Linked DNA regions of Homo sapiens: region 2 is linked to region 1. Evidence: chromatin contacts called from ENCODE Hi-C or POLR2A ChIA-PET data. All regions are on one chromosome and are shown on one strand. Each heading gives the region's core, a stretch centred on a gene start or an enhancer-like site at or near the end of the contact. The rest is flanking DNA. Distances are from core to core; before and after follow the strand shown. Region 1 holds the start of FLT3LG (fms related receptor tyrosine kinase 3 ligand). Region 2 has its middle 27 kb from the start of CPT1C.

What was found. A loop is a pair of places that touch in the nucleus more often than their neighbours do. ChIA-PET counts read pairs that join two places held with the same protein, here RNA polymerase II (POLR2A). Pooled maps may share reads with other maps.
Region 2: a pooled map shows a loop between it and region 1 (5-fold over the local background). The contact joins the enhancer-like site here to the promoter of FLT3LG in region 1. A Hi-C loop is called at or near these places in 2 of 50 pooled maps. POLR2A ChIA-PET finds 5 or more read pairs at or near these places in 6 of 52 experiments (CD4-positive, alpha-beta T cell, K562, MCF 10A and 2 more).

What each region holds. Positions count from the first base shown.
Region 1 is chr19:49,472,882-49,475,528 of GRCh38, reverse strand. FLT3LG (fms related receptor tyrosine kinase 3 ligand) reads right to left here and starts at 1,314. Exons shown (of 9, transcript NM_001459.4): 1 at 1,248-1,314; 2 at 857-926. The coding sequence starts at 889. RefSeq lists a silencer at 856-935.
Region 2 is chr19:49,716,369-49,719,015 of GRCh38, reverse strand. No RefSeq gene overlaps it. Among named protein-coding and RNA genes, the nearest start is that of CPT1C, 27 kb to the right of the region's middle. RefSeq lists a cis regulatory region at 1,063-1,598. Within about 2 kb of position 1,360, at least 19 of the 41 ENCODE cell types and tissues checked have a DNase peak (open chromatin) inside an H3K27ac peak, as active enhancers do.

The DNA of each region.
Region 1 (2,647 bases), core at 65-2,564:
TTTCCCGGTTTCTCTCTGCCTCTGGTCCAATGCTGTCCAGTTTGCATCCCCCTCTGCCCCACCCCTCTCTCTCCCCATCTCCCCCACTCTGCTGGTCTCTCTCCAACCACCTCATCTTCACGTCTGGTTTCCTCGCCCGGGTTCCTCCAGCTCTGTCCCTCCCTCTGCCTTCTACACCACTGTTGCCTGCTTCTCTCTTGATCTTGGTCCACGTCCTCTTCATTTGTTCTTGGCTCTGTCCACCTTCCCTCTCCTCTGTCCATCTCCCCCCTTTTCTGTCCATCTCCCCCTCCTCTGTCCATCTCCCCCCTCCTCTGTCTCTCTTCCTCTCCTCTGTCCGTCTCCCTCCTCCTGTCCACCTCCCCCTCCTCTTCATCTCCCTCTCCTCTGTCCATCTCCCCCTCCTGTCCATCTCCCCTCTCCTCTGTCCATACCCCCTCCTCTCCATCTTCCCTCCTGTCCATCTCCCCCACCTCTGTCCATCTCCCCCTTCTCTGTCCATCTCCCTCCTCCTGTCCACCTCCCTCCTCTTTATCTCCCTCTCCTCTGTTCATCTGCCCTCTCCTCTGTCCATCTCCCCCTCCTCTGTCCATCTCCCCGCTCCTGTCCATCTCCCACTCCTCTCTATCTCCCTCTCCTCTATCTCCCCCTCCTCTGTCCATCTCCCCATCCTCTGTCCATCTCCCCCTCCTCTGTCCGTCTCCTCTCCTATCCATCTCCCCTCACATCTGTCCATCTCCCCTCCTATTTCCTCGTCATCTGTCCATCTGTTCTCCCGTCCATCTCCCCTCATCTCTGCCCCATCCTGACATTGTGCCTCCCCTCTCCCCTGATCTTGTCCCTGGGGTTTACGCACTGTTGGGCTCCAGGCTGGCGCCAGCACTGTCATTTCGGCCGGGGGCCCCTCATGCCTCCTGTCGCCGGGTCTTGGAAGGGACAGAAGAACAAGTCTCGGACCCTCATGCCCCAGCCCCTGCCCTGCCCGCCCCTTTGCCTCCCCGCCCCTCCCGCGTCCCATTGATGTGGCTGAGTTTCCGCCCCTTCCTCCCCCAGGCTTCCTGCGTCTGCCCCAGTTACGGTGAAAACTCTTCATCTCCACTTCTAAGAACCTCGACGTCTGGTCCCCAGAACCCTCCCCAGGTTAGGGACCCGGGAACCCAGCCCCCCACCCTCTGCTCCCCCTGCCCCAGGAGTGGGGACCCTGGCTCCGCCCCTTGGGGACCTAGAGTCCAAGTCTCCTCACGCACCAGGCTTGCCCCAGTTGGGTGTGGAAGGGGCCAAGCCGGGTGACAGCCAGAGACCGAAAGTGAAAGGAAATTTTTGGGGGGAGACAGTCAAGGGGTGGAATCTGGGCCCAGGCGGAGCGCGCCCCCTGGTGGTGAGAGGCGGCCGCTCACGCCGCAGATGGCGCGTTCTCCGGACGCCCCGCAGCGGGGGCTGCAGTGGGGCTGACTCCCTGGGTGGCACGCCCAGTGCATGGTGAGCTGGGGCTGGAACCCGGATCTGTCTCTGGGAACTCGCAGTTGCTGTGTCTTACCGTCCTCCGGGCCCCAACTTTGCCCCGCCAAGGCTTGGCACACAGGACTCAGGATGCATCTTGTCACATTGGGCCTGGCAGGTGTCGCCCTAGCACTAGCTTTATCACTGTGGGAGCTTGGCCAGCCCCTTGACCTCTCTAAGCCTCGGCTTCTCCAACTCCAAACTGAGGGGTGAGGTGGTACATGAGACAAAATAGAAGCTCTCTTCCACATCTGTGGATCTCTGAATCTCTGAAGCATTTTTTTTTTTTAGATGGGGTCTCACTCTGTTGCCCAGGCTGGAGTGCAGTGGCACAGTCTCGGCTCACGGCAACCTCCGCCTCCTGGGCTTAAGCAATTCTTGTGCCTCAGGCTCCCAAGTAGCTGGAATTGCAGGTGCGTGCCACCATGCCCGGCTAATTTTTGTATTTTTAGTAGAGACGAGGTTTCACTATGTTGGCCAGGCTGATCTCGAACTCCTGACCTCAGGTGATCAGCCTGCCTCGGCCTCCCAAAATGCTGGGATTACAGGTGTGACCCATCACGCCCATCCTGAATCTCTTGCTCACCCATCTGATCCGTGGCAGACTGTCCTGAAACATCTGCTGCCCCCACCCCCCCAGCAGGAGGATTCGAGGTCCCATCCTGGGGAACTCGGACATGGCCACACTCACTTTGGCCAGTCACATGAGGGTGGAGGTGACAGGTGTCACTTCTGAATGGAAGTCTAAGGGACCGGGGAGTGGATGGTGGAGGATGCATGGAGAGAGCGCCTCTATCAGCCAAGTTTCCTGTGCCACTCGGAGGAGCACAGGGATCCTGCCAGCCCCGGATGAGCACAGGGAGTGTAAGCAACAAACTAATGTTGTGGTTGTGGCCCACGCAGATTCGGGGGTTATGTGTTACTGCAGCAAAGCCTCGCCCGTCCTGGCCTTCATCATCCATTTCCCTTCCCTGATCCCTCTGCCTGCCTCACTTCCTGTTCAGCCTGGGTTAGCTGCCTTGTCGCACCCAATGGTCAGACCTTCCATCTGGCTAGAAAGATTTAAATGAAGCAGAGAGGCAGAGATACAAGCCCCAATAGCTCATGTGGCCCATGGACAAAGGACCTGCTCTAGCTCCTTCCTGAC
Region 2 (2,647 bases), core at 111-2,610, 240 kb before region 1:
TGCCTCCCGGGTTCAAGAAATTCTCCTGCCTCAGCCTCCCAGGTAGCTGGGATTACAGGCAGGCACCACCACGCCGGGCTAATTTTGTATTTTGAGTAGAGACAGGGTTTCTCCGTGTTGGTCAGGCTGGTCTCGAACTCCTGACCTCAGGTAATTCACCCGCCTCGGCCTCCCTAGGTGCAGGGATTACAGGCATGAGGCACCGGGCCCGGCCCCAGAGGTCCCTTTCATTGTCCTCTTGGTTCTAGCTGGTTTTAGCCAGTTTCTTTTGCTGTTTTCTGTCTTATGAGTGAGGTCTTGTGTCCTGTTGTCTTGGAAACCAGTCTTGCCAAATTCCTATCTCACTAGGGTATGAAAAACAAAGACAAAGGTTAGAGTTATTAAAAACTATACATTTGGATCAGGAGCCAGTGGACATAAAACTGAGCCTCTGGGCTGGGCCCAGTGGCTCACGCCTGTAATTCCAGCACTTTGGGAGGCCAAGGCGGGTGGATCACCTGAGGTTGGGAGTTCAAGACCAGCATGGCCAACACGGGGAAAACCTGTCTCTACTAAAAATACAAAAATTAGCTGGGCGTGGTTACGCACGTCTGCAATCCATTACTCGGGAGGCTGAGGCAAGAGAATCACTTGAACCCGCGAGATGGAGTTTGCAGTGAGCCAAGATCACGCCATTGCACTCCAGCCTGGGCTACAGAGTGAGACTCTGTCTCAAAAAAAAAAAAAAACTGAGGCTCTGAAGAGGAGGCACTGCTCAGATGGTGCTGGTGTTTCTGAGCTCAGAGGAGGATCACTAGAGACTGGAATTTTCTTTCTTTTTTTTTTTTTTTTGAGACGGAGTCTCGCTCTGTCACCCAGTCTAGAGTGCAGTGGCGTGATCTTGGCTCATTACAAGCTCAGCCTCCCGGGTTCATGCCATTGCCCTGCCTCAGCCTCCCGAGTAGCTGGGACTACAGGTGCCCGCCACTATGCCCGGCTTATTTTTTGTATTTTTAGTAGGGACAGGATTTCACCGTGTTAGCCAGGATGGCCTCGATCTTCTGACCTCGTGATTGACCCGCCTCAGCCTCCCAAAGAGCTGGAATTACAGGCGTGAGCTACCGCACCCGGCCCGAGACTGGAATTTTCTCAGGCAGGGGTGCTGGTCTGGCATCCCCAAATGGTCTGGCATCTCTGAGGATGTGCAAGTTTGGAAAAACTGCAAATTGGATTTAGCTGCTGCTACAGGAAAGAACTGCCTTGGACAGGGTGAAGAAGCTTTGCTGACGCAGATGAGAACAGGAAACCAACGGGAAGTAAGCAGAGAGCAAACAGGAAGGAGCAAGAACCCTTTTCCTCCTTCAGGCTCTACGGTCAGTCTGGCACCCCCTATTGGCAGAGGCTAACACACCACTTGGCAAAGTGAAAGTGGGGTTTTCAGAGTCCCATTCCCAGTTACCCAAAGCCCAGTGCTGGGAAATAGATTTGAAGCCAAGAGATAATAGCTTAAGAAGTGGTACACATAATAATAGTATGTGCCAAGGACCAGCAATTATGATTAATCCAATTCTGTACCCCTGAGGACCAAATATATTTTTGAAAGACTACTTGCAAAAAAAAAAAGTCGTGGCCGGGCGCGGTGGCTCACGCCTGTAATCCCAGCACTTTAGGAGGCTGAGGCGGGTGGATCACGAGGTCAGGAGATCGAGACCATCCTGGCTAACATGGTGAAACCCCGTCTCTACTAAAAATACAAAAAAATTAGCCGGGTGTAGTGGCGGGCGCCTGTAGTCCCAGCTACTCGGGAGGCTGAGGCAGGAGAATGGCGTGAACCCGGGAGGCGGAGCTTGCAGTGAGCCGAGATTGCGCCAGGCAGTATTCCAACCAAAAATAAATTTCTTGGTCAGGTGCAGTGGCTCACGCCTGTAATCCCAGCTACTCGGGAGACTGAGGCACAAGAATCATTTGGGCCTGGGAAGAGGAGGTTGCAGTGAGCCGAGATTGCACCACTGCACTCCAGCCTGGGTGACAGAGTGAAACTCGGTCTCAAACAGGCGGGGCACGGTGGCTCAAGCCTGTAATCCCAGCACTTTGGGAGGCCGAGGCGGGCAGATCACATGAGGTCAGGAGTTCTAGACCAGCCCGACCAACATGGAGAAACCCCGTCTCTACTAAAAATACAAAATTAACCGGGCATGGTGGTGCCTGCCTGTAATCCTAGCTAACTTGAGAGGCTGAGGCAGGAAAATCTCTTGAACCGGGGTAGGTGGAGCTTGTGGTGAGCCGAGACTGTGCAATTGCACTCCAGCCTGGGCAACGAGAACAAAACTCCGTCTCAAAAAAATAAATAAAAATAAAAGCAAATTTCAAAAAAGAATATGAGGGTTGAGGCTGAGGTGTTTGCAGTTTGTATTCTTTATTCCTGTGTAAAAAAAAAAGTTACCCCAAAGTATAGCAACTTGAATTAACAAACATTTATTATCTCACATAGTTGTTAAAAGTCAGGAAATCAAAAGTAGCTTAGCTAAGGTGGTTCTGGCTCCGTGTCCCTCATGAAGTTGTGGTTAAGCTGTCAGCCGGGTGACAGTCATCTGAAGGCTTGACTGGGACTGGAGGATCTGCTTCCAAGATGGCTCACTCATGTGTGCCTCACTGGCTGTTGGCAGGA